Linked DNA regions of Homo sapiens: region 2 is linked to region 1. A link is an interaction called in ENCODE POLR2A ChIA-PET data of the cell type or tissue named here. Cell type or tissue: GM12878. All regions are shown on one strand.

Evidence for each region. Peaks named below come from ENCODE experiments on the same cell type or tissue, not always from the same donor. Only the 100,000 strongest peaks of a DNase experiment are listed, where the experiment ranks them.
Region 2: POLR2A ChIA-PET joins it to region 1 with 16 read pairs; 3 of 35 experiments call an interaction of 5 or more read pairs at or near these places.

The regions. Positions count from the first base shown.
Region 1 is chr1:9,665,793-9,673,792 of GRCh38, forward strand. All of the region lies in intron 1 of PIK3CD (phosphatidylinositol-4,5-bisphosphate 3-kinase catalytic subunit delta), which reads left to right. It overlaps PIK3CD-AS2 (PIK3CD antisense RNA 2), which reads right to left. Exons shown (of 2, transcript NR_126367.1): 2 at 6,634-6,927. Among named protein-coding and RNA genes, the nearest start is that of PIK3CD-AS1, 15 kb to the left of the region's middle. In GM12878, no CTCF peak of the experiment used is centred here; no DNase peak of the experiment used is centred here; H3K27ac peaks cover 556 bases.
Region 2 is chr1:9,956,992-9,964,991 of GRCh38, forward strand. The region is part of intron 1 of NMNAT1 (nicotinamide nucleotide adenylyltransferase 1); the gene reads left to right. It also overlaps the pseudogene TMEM274P. Among named protein-coding and RNA genes, the nearest start is that of MIR5697, 6.4 kb to the right of the region's middle. In GM12878, no CTCF peak of the experiment used is centred here; DNase peaks (open chromatin) are centred at 4,120 and 4,330; H3K4me3 peaks cover 267 bases; H3K27ac peaks cover 659 bases.

The sequences.
Region 1 (8,000 bases):
ACCCAGGCTGGAGTGCAGTGGTGCGATCTCCACTCACTGCGACCTCCGCCTCCTGGGTTCAAGCTATTCTTCTGCCTCAGCCTCCCAAGTAGCTGGGACTACAGCTGCCCACCACCATGCCCAGCTAATTTTTGTTTTTGTTTTTGTTTTTTGACGCAGAGTTTTGCTCTTTTGCCCAGGCTGGAGTGCAATGGCACAATCTTGGCTCACTGCAACCTCCTTCTCCTGGCTTCAAGCGATTCTCCTGCCTCAGCCTCCAGAGTAGCTGGGATTACAGGCGCCCGCCATCATACCCTGCTAATTTTTTGTATTTTTAGCAGAGATGGGGTTTCACCATGTTGGCCAGGCTGGTCTCGAACTCCTGACCTCAGTTGATCCACCCACCTCAGCCTCCCAAAGTGCTAGGATTACAGGCATGAGCCACCGCGCCCGGTCTTTTTTTTTTTTTTTTTTTTTTTTTTTTTTTGAGGTGGAGTCTCACTCTGTCACCGAGGCTGGAGTACAGTGGTGCAATCTCGGCTCACTGCAACCTCTGCCCCCCCAGGTTCAAGTGATTCTCCTGCCTCAGCCTCTTGAGTGGCAGGGATTACAGGCACCCACCAGGCTAATTTTTGTATTTTTGTAGAGACAGGGTTTTACTATGTTGGCCAGGCTGGTCTTGAACTCCTGAGCTCAAGTGAACCACCTGCCCTGGCCTCCCAAGTGCTGGGATTACAGGTATGAGCCACCATGCCTGGCCGTATTCAAAGATTTTCTGATTGGCAACTCGTTGAAAGAGTTAAGCTTTGTCTTGAAATCAGTAGAAATAAATGCTTGAGGTCAGGTGTAGTGGCTCACACCTGAATTCGAGACCAACCTGGGCAACATAGTGAGACCCTCCCCCATCTCTACAAAATTCTTTTTTAATTTTTATTTACTTATTTATTTTTTGAGGCAGAGTCTCGCTCTGTCGCCCAAGCTGGAGTGCAGTGGTGCGATCTTGGCTTACTGCAACCTCTGCCTCCCGGGTTCAGGCAATTCTGCCTCAGCCTCCCCAGTAGCTGGGATTACAGGCTTGCGCCACCATGCCTGCTATTTTTTTTTTTTTTTCAGAGATGGAGTCTCGCTCTGTTGCCCTGGCTGGAGTGCAGTGGCATGATCTCGGCTCACTGCAACCTCTGCCTCCTGGGTTCTAGTGATTCTCCTGCCTCAGCCTCCTGTAGCTGGGACTACAGGCGTACACCGCCATGCCTGGCTAATTTTTTGTATTTTAGTAGATACGGGGTTTCACCATGTTTTCCAAGCTGGTCTCGAACTCCTGAGCTCAGGTAATCTGCTCGCCTCTGCCTCCCAAAGTGCTAGCATTACAGGCATGAGCCACTGCGCCCAGCCAAAAATTGTTTTTAAAAATTAGCTGGGCACAGTGGCATGCACCTGTAATCCCAGCTACTTGGGAGGCTGAGGCGAGAGGATTGCTTGAGCCCAGGAATTCAAGGTTGCCAAGGGTGATGATCACACCATTGAACTCCAGCCTGGGTGACCAATTTATCCCAGTGACATATAATAGTTTCATAACATCCTTGCCAGCATTGAATAATATTGAAAGAATTTTTTTTTTTTTTTGAGATGGAGGCTCACTCTGTGGTCCAGGCTGGAGTGCAGTGGCGCAATCTCGACTCACTGCAAGCTCCGCCTCCCGGGTTCAAGTGATTCTCCTGCCTCAGCCTCCCAAGTAGCTGGGACCACAGGCTCACGCCACCACGCCCGGCTAATTTTTTGTATTTTTAGTAGAGATTGGGTTTCACCGTGTTAGCCAGGATAGTCTCCATCTCCTGAACTCGTGATCTGCCCGCCTCGGCCTCCGAAAGTGCTAGGATTACAGGCGTGAGCCACCGTGCCCGGCCGAAATAATGTTTTGCTAATAGGCTCAGAGGTAATTATTTAAAACATATCTTTCTTTTCTTTTTCTTTTTTTTTTTTTTTGAGATAGGGTCTCACTCTGTCGCCCACACTGGAGTGCACTGGAGCAATCACAGCTTATTGCAGCCCCGACCTCCTGGGCTCAAGTGATCCTCCCACCTTAGCCTCCCAAGTAGCTGGGACTACAGGTGCTGCCACCATGCCTGGCTAATTTTTGTTTTTTTTTTTTTTTTTTTTTTTTAGTAAAGACAGGGTTTCGCCATGTTGCCCATGATGGTCTGGAACTCCTGGGCTCAAGTGATCTTCCCGCCTTCGCCTCCCAAAGTGCTGGGATTACAGGAGTGAGCCACCACGCCTGGTGTAAAACCTAGTTCTTTTATTGCCAATGAGTTTAAATAGCTTTCTTTCTCTTTACTGGCTGGATGTATAGCATGAGGTCTGCACTTCCTTAGTTGTCCAGTGAACCAACTCCCCGGGAGTTGGATTCATCTTGAAATTCAGTAATGCAGTAGTTAAACCCATGAACTCTAGTGGTGGGCAGATTCAGATTCAAACCGTAGCTCTTCCACTTCCCAGCTGTGTGACTCTGAGGTGCCTACTTAACTTCTCTGATCCTCTATTTCCTTGTCTGTAAAATGAACCTTAATGGGCCCATTCCTAGGTTTGTCTGAAGGATTAAATAAGGTAAATAGATAATGAACATCACCTTCCACATAGTTGATGCTCTGTAAATATTAGCTGTTCTTATTCTTTTTTTTTTTTTTGGTTTGGCAAATACTTTATTTTTATTTTTATTTCAGTAGTTTTTGGGGTACAGGTGGTTTTTAGTTATACGAGTAAGTTCTTTAGTGGTGATTTCTGAGATTCTGATGCACCCGTCACCCAAGCAGTGTACACTGTACCAAATGTGTAGTCTTTTATCCCTCACCCTCTCCCATGCTTCCCCTCATTCTTATTATATATTAATATAAATTAACAAGTCTCTGTTCTCCCTCAAGATTGATTTTGTTTTAATCTATAGCAGATTGATTTTTCTGCCTTAGAGGTAGATGGTCCCAGAAGGGGAGCTGACAACCTCTTTCTGTCCAAATAGACTGTGTCCTCGGCTGGCTGACTGGATCTGGGTGTGAGCCTCCCTGAGCAAGCCGGTGAACCTCTCCCATGTGGTCTTAGCTCCCTGAGCAGATGAGTAGGGGCTGACGGGGCTGTGTCTCCAGGACTCTGAGTCTGCTGTGGTCCTGCAGCCTCTGGAGCATGGAAATGGGGGCTAAGGACTCACTAATGGTTTCATTCAAGTCCAGAATTTGTCTTGGTGACTGTTCGCTGCTCACATCCAGATGACCCTATATGCTGTTTGGGAAACTGAGGCAGCCAGGTGGATTCCTCAGGTATTTCAGGGGACAGAATCTGGGGCTTTGACTCCAGCTTGGGTTGCTGCCCATAATGCCTGCTCTTGAAACCTTTTAATTATTTTTATTTCTAATTAACTTTTTTTGAGACAAGGTCTTGCTCTGTCACCCAGGGTGCAGTGCAGTGGAGCTATCATAGCTCATTGCAGCCTCAGTCTCCTGGGTTCAAGTGATCCGCCCACCTAGTAGTTGGGACAACAGGCATATGCCACCACACCCGGGTAATTTTTGTAGCTTTTTGTAGAGATGGAGGTCTCCTTTTGTTGCCCAGGCTTATTCTGAGTCAACATGAGTGACCATGGCCCAAGAAACAGTCTCAAGAGGTCCTGAGAAAGTGTGCCCAAGACGATTGGGTTACAGTTTGGTTTTATGCATTTTAGGAAGACAGGAATTGTAGGTAAAATCATAAATCAGTACATGAAAAGTATACATTGGTTCAGGTCTCAAACTCCTGGGCTCAAGCGATCTTCCTGCCTCGGCCTCGCAAAGTACTGGGATTACGGGCATGAGCCTGCGCCAGACCTCTTAAACCCTTCAGAGTGGCCTTGGCATTCGTTTTGAGGGGGCTTCAGGGAGCCTTAAGGGAGGAGAGGAAAGTCACGCAAACAGGGTGTGCTTGATGCCTGCATTTTCCTCTTTACTGCTGACCTGCTGTTGAGGAGGAAGTTAAGAACATCAGGATATTGGTCTCAAATGAACTACTTCATGAGAATTTTCTTCTAGGAGGAAAAACAAAAACCTCAACTTTCTCGTTACACATCCTTCTAAAAAAGTCCATTAAAAATGTTTCTTGCCAGGCGCGGTGGCTCACGCCTGTAATCCCAACACTTTGGGAGGCCAAAGCAGGTGGATTACCTGAGATCAGGAGTTCGAGACCAGCCTGGCCAACATGGTGAAACCCTGTCTCTACTAAAAATACAAAAATTAGCTGGGCGTGGTGGTGGGTGCCTATAATCCCAGCTAATTAGGAGGCTGAGACAGGAGAATCACTTGAACCTGGGAGGCAGAGGTTGCACTCCAGCCTGGGTGACAAGAGAGAAATTCCACCTCAAAAAAAAAAAAAAAAAAAAAAGTTCCTCATATTCAGAGCCAAGGAAAGGAGATGTACTCCCAGACCACAACTTCTGTTTCTGATGGTTTCAAGCATCCAGGAGCCATGACCAGGTCATGAATCTTTTTTTCCCTATTGTGTGGTGTGATGAGTATTTGAATAATACAGCCCATCTGCTGTCATTTGGAAACCGGTGATGATGTGTGGTCTATTTGTAAATTGAGTGCAGCACATCTAATATGTGATAGTTTCCTAAGATGTGAATGGCTCCATTTCTCCAGCAGGACCGTGTTTTGAAAATGAATAAAAGGTTAGCTTCAGATTAGCATTAAAAGCAAGAGTTTTAGAATTACAGGCTTCATATCTTGGCTTTGACACTTAACATGTAGGGGACCTTGACAAGTTATTTAAGTTTCTGGGTTCTCATCTGAGAATTAGGATGATAGTACCTCTTTGACTGGATTGTCGTAGAGATGTCGTAAAGATTGGAAATAATGAAACACCTGGACCAAGTTATGGGTACCCAAAAAGTTGCAGTTTTTACCATTGGATGAATGAATCTTTGAGGCCCACACTGTGGTAGGGAGTGGATTTTTAAAAAACAATTTGTTTTTGGTTTTTTTTTAGATGGAGTCTCGCTCTGTCACCGAGGCTGGAGTGCAGTGGTGCGATCTTGGCTCACTGTAGCCTCCACCTTCCTGGTTCAAGCGATTCTCATGCCTCAGCCTCCCGAGTAGCTGGGACCACAGGCGCCCACCACCACACCCAGCTAATTTTTGTATTTTTGGTAGAGATGGGGTTTCACCTTGTTGGCCAGGCTGGTCTCAAACTTCTTACCTCAAGTGATCTGCCCGTCTCAACCTCCCAAAGTGCTGGGATTACAGATGTGAGCCACCGCGTCTGGCCTAAAAATTTATTTATTTAGAAACGAGTCTCACTCTACTGTCCAGGGGCTGGTCTTTTTTTGAGATAAAGTCTCACTCCGTCGCCCAGGCTGGAGTGCAGTGGTGCAATCATATCTCACTACATCCTTGATCTCCTGGGCTCAAGCGATCTTCCCACCGCAGCCTCCCAAGTAGCCAAGAGTACAGGTTCATGCCATCACACCCCGCTCATTTTGTATTTCAATGGAAGACAGGGTTTCACCGTGTTGCCCAGACTGGTCTCCAACTCCTGGGCCCAAGAGATCCACCCACCTTGGCCTTCCAAAGTGCTGGGATTATAGGTGTGAGCCACCAGGCCTGGCCTGTCCGGGCTGCTCTTGAACTCCTGAGCACAAATGATCCTCCCACCTCAGCCTCTCAAGTAGCTGGGACTATGGGTGAGCCCTGCTCAGCCTAGCTGAGTGGATTTTAATGACAGGTGTTCCTGTCATGAGTTCTTGAGGTTTGCAGGGTGTAGTAAGCTTTATTCATCCATTACCTTATTTGATCTTCCCATGAATGACTCAGATGGAATGCACAGAGCATGTGTCAATAAATACCCCATTTTGCTATGTTGCCCAGGCTGCTCTTGAATTCCTGGACTCAAGAGATCCTCCCGCCTCGGCCCCCCAAAGTGCTGGAATTACAGACATGAGCCACTACATCTGGCCTTGTCAGCGTTTTCTAGCCTTTCAAGGTAGGAAGGAGCTTGGGTATCTGAGGCAAATACTGCTGGAAGTGAGATCTTGAGCAGGCCATTTTCTTCCTCTCCCAGGGTGGTGGCAAGAGCCGCCCCTGGCCCCACTCAAGGGGCCTGGACTGGAAGGTATGGCAGCTCACAGTGCGGTCTGCCCTCAGGTGACCTTGGCCACAGCAGTGGATTCTGGTGTCACCTGTGAGGCTCACAAGGCAGCACCCCAGGAGCCCTTGTGCTGCGGGTTCCCAGGGGGAGTGGGTAGGAGATGGCCGGGCAGCTGGCAGTAACCTTGACCCTGATGGGCTGTGTTTCTCCAACTTTCCCACCATCCCTCCAGCCTGAAGAGATGGGATGTGCAGCTCTTGACCTGCAGCCGCCCACCCCAACTGCGACCTCGCTTTGAAGCTTCAACTTCTATTTTTAAAGCTAATGTTAATTTTACATTCGATTCCATGATATATCCATGTTTATTTTACTATAAAGCATATTTTCCCCTAACTTTAGAGTCAAATGGGTGCTCTGGGAAGATGTTTATGTTTTTTCTGTGGCTTCCGCTACTCCCAGCACAGCGACTCCAACCAGTTTTAAAAATGTGGATTAGTACCAAAGAGGATGATGAACCATTAGACACAATTAGGATGAGAAATGCCGAGATTATTTATTTATTTATTTTTAGAGACAGGGTCTAGCTCTGTCTCCTAGGCTGGACTGCAGTGGTGCCATCATAGCTCAATGCAGCCTTGAACTCCTGAGCTCAAGTGATCCTCCCGCTTCAGCCTCCTGAGTAGCTCCCAAGTGCACACTGCCATGCCCAGCTAATTTTTTTCATTTTCGGTAGAGACAGGGGTCTTGCTGTGTTGCCCAGGCTGGTCTCCAACTTCTGGGCTCAAGCAATCTTCCCACTTCGGCCTCCCAAAGTGGTGAGATTATAGGTGTGAGCCACCGTGCCTGGTGGAGAAACGAATAGTTTAATAGCACTTTTATCCAATGTGCTTTGTTGGTTGAGTAACTGACTTTGGTTCAGGTAGAGAATTATTAAGATGCATTACCTCAAATGTAAACATTTTATTTTATTTTTTTCCGTGGCTAGCCGCACAGAGTCCTATATACCTCTCCAGCAGCACTCACCTGGAGAAGCTGCTATGGATGCCAGCTACTGTTATTTCTCCCTTCCCAATAAATATTTCATTTTCACTTAAAATATGTCAGTGTACATTGGTTCCCTGATCTGCTCTCAGATGGCCAAGGGCTTATGTTTGAGTAGGTCACAGGTTCATCTTTCTGTATGAGGCGTACATGCAACGTATAATCCACTTTTTTAATCCTACTTTTTTTTTTTTTTTTTGAGACAGGGTCTCGCTCTGTCACCTAGGCTGGAGGGCAGTGGTTCACTCACGGTTTTCTGCAGCCTTGACCTCCTGGGCTTAACCCATCTTCCTGCCTCAGCCTCCTAAGTAAGCAGGGATCACACACACCTGGCTAATTTTTTTATTTTTTTAATTTTTTGAAACAGAGTCTCCCTCTGTCGCCCCGGCTGGCGTGTAATGGTGCGATCTCAGCTCACTGCAACCTCTGCCTCTCTGGTTCAAGCAAACCTCTTGCCTCAGCCTCCCGTGTAGCTAGGATTACAGTCGTGCACAACGCCACATCTGGCTAATTTTTGTATTTTAGCAGAGATTGGTTTTCACTATGTTGTTCGGGCTGATCTCGAACTCCTGACTTCAAGTGATCCACCCACCTTGGCGTCCTAAAGTGCTGGGATTACAGGCATGAGCCACCATGCCTGGCCTTGGCTAATTTTTTTGATTTTTAGTAGAGACGAAGTCTGGCTATGTTGCCTAGGCTGGTCTCGAACTCCTGGGCTCAAGCATTCCTCCCAGCTCAGCCTCCCGAAGTGCCGGAATTGCAGATGTGAGCCACAGCGCCCGGCCTTCCTTCTACATTTTAATAATTCCTGCTGAGATTTTACAGTTGTCTTGCCTGGTCTAATTCCATAATTCTACAGGAAGTTTGTTTTATTG
Region 2 (8,000 bases), 290 kb after region 1:
AATGCTAAGATTACAGGCATGAGCCATTGCATCTGGCCTTTTTATTTTTATTTTTGAGGTGGAGTTTCGCTCTTGTCACCCAGGCTGGAGTTCAATGGTGGGATATCAACTCACTGCAACCTCTGCCTCCCAGGTTCAAGCAATTCCCCTGCCTCAGCCTCCTGAGTAGCTGGGATTACAGGAATGTACCAGCATGTCAGGCTAATTTTGTATTTTTAGTACAGACAGGGTTTCTCCATGTTGGTCAGGCTGGTCTCACACTCCCAACCTCAGGTGATCCGCCCACCTCAGCCTCCCAAAGTGCTGGGATTACAGGTGTGAGCCACCGTGCCCAGTCTTGTTTACCATTTTTTTTTTGAGACGCAGTCTCACTCTGTTTCTTGCAGTGCCGCGATCTTGGCTCACTGTAACCTCCACCTCCCGGGTTCAAGCAATTCTCCTTCCTGAGCCTCCCGAGTAGCTGGATTACAGGCATGCGCCACCACGCGAGAGTGGGCTTCACCATGTTGGCCAGGCTGGTCTCGAACTATTGACCTCGTGATCCACGCCTCGGCTTCCCAAAGTGCTGGGATTACAGGTGTGAGCCACCGTGCCCAGCCCTTATTTACCAGTTTTTAAATTCACGTTAATTTGCGATTTTGGTGAAAAACTATTTCATGGGAATTCTGACTTCTAGTAAGGAAAAATGACTTATTTTACACAGACTTTCTGTAATAGAAGCTGGTGAGTTTGAGTTCGGCTAATTACAAGGAGTGTTGCAGCTTCCTGTCACTCCCCCTCGCTTAAGTAGATTCTCAGTTTTCAGATTTTTTTTTAGAATTAAAGTTATTAACAGACTGTTTCCGCTAAGAATAATTTCGAAGACAGAATCTGAAAGAACATATTAAGTAATAATCAGGTCGGGCGTGCCTGTCACCCTCAGCCCTGCAGACATAAGCTAACGCTAGACCGTTGGGACTGGTCTCCAGGGAATCTGTAAGTTGAGACATTGGTCCCCTCATTGTCTCCTATTTAATGGCTTTCTATACCAGAAGAAGTAAGTGTGGATTAAAAGTTAAGCTCAGTTTACCCACAGCTATCTTCACTATATTGAGATTTTTGGCTTTTCAAAGAAGTGAAGTAGGTGATTGCCCTTGGTAATAGGGGCAGAAAACATGGGGCAGGCTGCAATTAACATTTTACATTACTCGTTTAGTGATGAAATAGCTTCCAGAAAACAAATTCAGGTTCTGTTTGGTGATAATGTTACATTTAACTACAGAGATAAAGTTTTAAACATAATGATATTTTGTGTTTTTAGTAGAGATGGTGTTTCTGATTGAATTGAGATCCATTGCATTCTAATAAAATTCTATCTAATAATACTTCAATAAGAATATTAAAATAGCTACTACTTATTGTTCTCCCATTATTTAGCAGGCTTTGTTGATACTGATTTTTTGTTTTGTTTTGTTTTTTTTTTTTTTGAGACAGAGTCTTGCTCTGTCACCCAGGCTGGAGTGCAGTGGTGTGATCTCAGCTCACTGCAACCTCTGCCTCCTGGGTTCAAGCAATTCTCCTGCCTCAGCCTCCTGAGTATCTGGGACTACAGAAGCACACCACCATGCCCGACTAATTTTTGTATTTTTAGTAGAGATGGGGTTTCACCATGCTGATCAGGTTGGTCTTGAATTCCTGACCTCGTGATCCGCCCACCTCTGTCTCCCAAAGTACTGGGATTAGAGGTGTGAGCCACTGCTCCCAGCCTGTTGATACTGATCTTTAGGGAATCTTTAGAACCTTGGTTCCTTTATCATGACTGTAAATTAATGTAAAACAACCTGCAAGTAATACTAAGTTATCAATATTCATAATTGGTAGACAAATGTGTCAAACATTTTACATGCATTATCTAATTTAATATGCACAAAATCCTATGACATAGGACTGTGGTTCTCCATTTTTTTAAATGAGGAAACTGACTGTTAACTGACAAACTGAGAGTTAATCTACCTACCACAACTTGCACAAGCAAATGAAAATTGTTACTGCTCAAAGCATTTTTGAAATTCTTTTGAGATTACGTGTACGTAGTTTCCATGGCATGTAAGAAAATCTTGGTCGGGCACAGTGGCTTAAGCCTGTAATCCCAGCACTTTGGGAAGCCGAGGCAGGTGGATCACCTGAGATCGGGAGTTTGAGACCAGCCTGGCCAGCATACTGAAACCCCATCTCTACTAAAAATACAAAAATTAGCTGGGTGTGGTGGCGGGCGCCTGTAATCCCAGCTACTCAGGAGGCTGAAGCAGAAGAATCGCTTGAACCCGGGAGGCAGAGGTTGCAGTGAGCTGAGATCGTGCCATTGCACTACAGCCAGGGGACAAGAGTGAAACTCCATCTTGGAAAAAAAAAAAAAAAAAAAAAAAAAGAGGCCGGGTGCGGTGACTCACGCCTATAATCCTAGCACTTTGGGAGGCCAAAGTAGGCAGATCATGAGGTCAGGAGTTCAAGACCAGCATGACCAATATGGTGAAACCCCATCTCTACTAAAAATACAAAAATTAGCTGGGCGTGGTGGCATGCGCCTGTAATCCCAGCTACTCAGGAGGCTGAGGCAGGAGAATGGCTTGAACCTGGGAGGTGGAGGTTGCAGTGAGCCAAGATTGCACGCCACTGCACTCCAGCCTGGCGACAACGAGACTCTGTCCCCCCACCAAAAAAAGAAAAGAAAGAAAATCTCACCATTAACTAATCATTCTAACTCCCTTCTTCACTGTAAACTATTAAATTCACCTTGATTATTTTATTAATTGGGTTTAGCACTGAATAACTTTAGGGGATTCACAGAAATCAAATATACCCTCCAAAGACAGATTTATCCCCAGTGAAGGTACTCAAAAGAATATGCAATTTCAAAATATACCCCCAAGAGTATTTAATGGCAGCATTGTTGGAACAAGAACATAGCTACATGCTTAAAGTTATTGTTTTGAAAGGAATAGCACCCTTTTAGAGGTGTAAATCCTGAGAGGTGGTGAGGTCAGCCATGTTACTTAACTCTTAGCCAACACAGGTTTAATACTGAGCATCCTGAAATATGCGATAGGGAAAGCCAAACAGAATTACTATTGTTTTCGAAAAGTTGATTTTTAAAAAACTGACTTTTTAGCCAGGAGTGATGGCGTGTGCTTGTAGTACTAGCTACTTGGCAGGCTGAGGTGGGAGGATCTCTTGAGCCTGGGATTTGAAGGCTGCAGTGAGCAATGATTGTGCCACTGTACTGCAGCCTAGGCAACAGAGCGATACCCTATCTCTAAAAAAAACAAAAACAAAAACAAAAAAACCCTGGCTTAATGTTATGTTAATATTTACATCTCAGTGTTTTTAAAACATAAAGATCAGTTATTTTGGCCAGGTGTGGTGGCTCATGCCTCTAATCCCAGCACCGTGGGAGGCCAAGGTGGGAGGATCACTTGAGGCCAGGAGTTTGACACCAGCCTGGGCAACACAGCGAGACCCCATCTCTACCAAAAATAATAATAATAATAAAGATCAGTAACTACCCAGGCCAAAACGCAGTGGCTCAATTTCAGCCTCCCGAGTGGCTGGGACTACAGCCACGTGCCACTGTACCCAGCCCAAGATTAGTAATTTTAAAATTAAAAGTAAATTTTAAGCCTCAAGACTGCCAGAGAAAGAAATGAACTCCTTATTGTCACAGTGAGCTGAGGAGGGACACTTACAGCCTGAGCTGGTGAGTTCTCAGCAGCCAGCAGTGCAAGCGATAGGCCGTGTGGGCCAAACAAAAGTGAATCATGGTGACACTGGGCCCAGAGCACCTGGAGCAAGACAAGGAGGACCCAGGTCAGTCCCGTTAGAGTTTCCAAACTGCTGCACCCATTCATCAATCGGCCACAGCCCCCCTATACGCATGCGCATGTGCCCTGCAATGATATGGAGGAAGTACTCTTCAGGAAAGGGACAGACCCTAGTTCTTTAAAACCCACTTTTGGCAGCAATAGGAGCTCACTGTAACCTTAACTCTTGTGTGGCTCTGAAGGTTTAGAGTCTGGTGTGAGCTCGAGTTGGCTTTGTTAACAGTTAGTGGAACTGTGAGCTGGATATTTGAGACAAGTTATAGATGTAACAAGGGAGAAAGACAGCTTCCTTTATGCTGAGAGATCAGCTTCCTCCAGCCCTTCCACATCCCTTGGGCATCACCTGGAAACCTAAGCTTATCCCCAAGTGTAGGGCTAAAAGCTGTTTGTTCCATCCTTCCCTGAAGTCTGCTTCAGAACTGCAGCAGCTCCCTTGAGGACCCACACCTCTCGAACTCAGCCTTACCCTTCTTCCATCTCTCTCTTGGGAATAGTAACTGAAACCTGAGATGGGCGGGGTTGTCTGACGCCAGCTGTCTGTCTGGTGCCAGCTGAACCCAGCCCCTCCACCAGTCTTTGAGAGCATGCTCAGTGGCTGGTGGATACCCTGATTTCTCTGTAGGCCTCAGGGTACTATGGGCATGTCGCATTCATCACCCCCTCCCATAATACCACTGGTAGTTTTTATGGGTATCGAGGGCCTGGGGTAGGGATAAAGGGTATGGGTACAAGCCCCAAGTGAATCATGGTATGATACTTTTGATGGTAACTGAAAGGTAAGACATTTAAATCATTCTTAGTGATGAACTCATTTTTTTCTAATGCCCTAGTGACTACTACTGAACCTTCTCCGTTATTCCCTAAGAACAGTTAGCAGTGTCCCTGTGATCCCACCACTGTGCCTTCTTTCGAGAAGGCCCCAAGTATATATATATTTTTTGAGACGGAGTTTTGCTCTTGTTGCCCAGGTTGGAGTGCAATGGCATGATCTCGGCTCGCCGCAACCTCCACCTCCCAGGTTCAAGTAGTTCTGCCTCAGCCTCCCAAGTAGCTGGGATTATGGGCATGTGCCACCATACCTGGCTAATTTTGTATTTTTAGTAGAGACGGGGTTTCTCCATGTTGGTCAGGCTAGTCTCGAACTCCCAACCACAGGTGATCCACCTGCCTCGCCCTCCCAAAATGCTGGGATTACAGGCATGACCTACCGCGCCCGGACCCCAAGTATCTTTCTTACTTCCATTTCCACTGACTATTTGTGGCTGCTTTTCCTATCTTGTTTCATCCCGTCCAATGAATTCCAAATCATCACTGTCATCAGTAACATCACTTTCCTCAAAAATAACAGCTGCCGCCGGGCGCGGTGGCTCACGCCTATAATCCCAGCACTTTTGGAGGCTGAGGCAGGCGGATCACGAGGTCAGGAGATTGAGACCATCCTGGCTAACATGGTGAAACCCCGTCTCTACTAAAAATACAAAAAATTAGCCCGGCGTAGTGGTGGGCGCCTGCAGTCCCAGCTACTTGGGAGGCTGAGGCAGGAGAATGGCGTGAACCCGGGAGGCGGAGCTTGCAGTGAGCCGAGATCGCGCCACTGCACTCCAGCCTGGGCGACAGAGCGAGACTCCGTCTGAAAAAAAAAAAAAAATAACAGCTACCATTCATTTTAACACTGTGCCAGGCAATATGCTAAGCCCCTTGCCATGTTTATCCTCAGAATTAATCCTCAAAGTAACTGAGATTGGCCTTCTCATTATCTCCATTTTACAGATAAAGAACCTAAAAACAGAGTTAAGAGATCAAATCAAGATCACACAACCAAATAAGGGTTTTTTTTTTTTTTTTTTTTTTGAGACGGAGTCTTGCTCTGTAGCCCAGGCTGGAGTGCAGTGGCGCGATCTCGGCTCACTGCAAGCTCCGCCTCCCGGGTTCACGCCATTCTCCCGCCTCAGCCTCCCGAGTAGCTGGGACTACAGGTGCCTGCCAACACACCCGGCTAATTTTTTGTATTTTTAGTAGAGACAGGGTTTCACCGTTTTAGCCAGGATGGTCTCGATCTCCTGACCTCGTGATCCGCCCGTCTCGGCCTCCCAAAGTGCTGGGATTACAGGTGTGAGCCACCGTGCCTGGCCCCAAATAAGGGTTTTTAACACCCATGTCATATTATTTTGAGAACCCTGTTGTCACTCCTTTGCTCAGAAACCTTCAAAGGTTCCCATTGTCCAAGGGGTTAAAGTTTATATTTCTCAACTCCTTAGCTATGAGAGGGCTCAATTCCAATCTACACTGTTCCAGTTTATCTCCCATTTTTCTTCTTGGTGAGAGAGCTTAAGAGTCAGGAAACCTAAATTCTAGTCCTGATGTGCCATTCACTAGCTTTGTCCACTGACAGCATAAAATCTGAACAAAAGCAAGTTGGTCAGCCTAGCAGTTATGTCTGACTACTATTGGGCTACAAATGAACAGTCTTGACACAGGTGTTTTCAGTATTGCCAAGTCTTAGATGTACACAGTGAGGCATTGCATAGCCTTAATTTCCAGATTTATTTTTAACCCACTATTTCTTTTTTTTTTTTTCCAAGATGGCGTCTTGCTGTGTCCCCCAGTCTGGAGTGCAGTGGCACAATCTAGGCTCACTGCAACCTCCATCTCCCGGGTTCAAACAATTATCCTGCCTCAGCCTCCCGAGTACCTGGGATTACAGGCGCACACCACCACGCCCAGCGAATTTTTGTATTTTTTAGTAGAGACGGTTTCACCATGTTGGCCAGGCTGGTCTCGAACTTCTGACCTCGTGATCCGCCCACCTCAGCCTCCCAAAGTGCTGGGATTACAGGCGTGAGCCACCGCATCTGGCCCCCATTATTTCTTTTTTGAGATGTTTGTAATAGTGAAAAATTAGAAAAACCTAAATATCCAAAGGTCGAAGATTAACTGGAAAAACTGAATTAACTATAGATTATCATTTGGAACATGCTAATTGCTTTTGGCCAAGTTATTTTTTTGCAGTGAGAATCAAATGACAATGTGTATGAATTTTATTTTATTTTATTTTATTTTTGAGACAGAGTCTCACCCTATCACTCAGGCTGGAGTGCTGAGGCGTGATCTCAGCTCACTGCAACCTCTGCCTCCTGGGTTCAAGTAATTCTTGTGCCTCAGCCTCCCAAGTAGCTGGGATTACAGGCACCAGCCACCACACCTGGCTAATTTTTATACTTTTGGTAGGGATGGGATTTCACCATGTTGGCCAGGCTGGTCTCAAACTCCTGGCCTCAAGTGACCCACCTACCTCGGCCTCCCAAAGTGCAGGGATTACAGGTGTGAGCTACCACACCGGGCCGAAAGTATTTTTATAAAGCCAGGTGTGGTGGTTCACACCTGTAATCCCAGCACTTTGAGAAGTGTAGGTGGGAGGATCACTTGAGCCCTTGGTCTTGAAATCCTGGGCTCAAGCAATCCTCCCACCTCCACTTCCCAAAGTGGGAAGCAGAGCCTGGGCAACAAAATGAGACTCCTTCTCTACAAAAAAATAGAAAGATAAGCTGGGTGTGGTGATGTGTGCCTGCAGTCCCAGCTACACGAGTAGCTGAGGCAGGAGGATCCTTGAGCCCAGGAGATCGTGGCTGCAGTGAGCCATGTTCAAGCTAAACCTCCCAGCTTTCCCAGCCTGGGTGACAGAACAAGACCCCGTCTCAAAAAGAAAAAATAAAAGTATTCTATACTTTTGTTTTTGTAAACCAAAAGTAGCATATAACTATTGATGTGTTTATTGTCATTTGCTATATTTCTATGTTAATTATAAAAATGCTTCAAGCGGCCAGGCACGGTGGCTCATGCCTCTAATTCCAGCATTTTGGGAAGCCGAGGCAGGCGGATCATGAGGTCAGGAGATCAAGACCATCCTGGGCTAACACGGTGAAACCCCATCTCTACTAAAAATACAAAAAATTGGCCAGCATGGTGACGCACACCTGTAGTCCCAGCTACTCGGGAGGCTGAGGCAGGAGAATCACTTGAGCCAGGGAGGTAGAGGTTGCAGTGAGCCAAGATTGTGCCACTGCACTCCAACCTGGGCGACAAAAAAAAAAAAAAAAAAAAGCTTCAAGCTCTACAAAAAATTCCCCAAAGTTTTGAAAATAC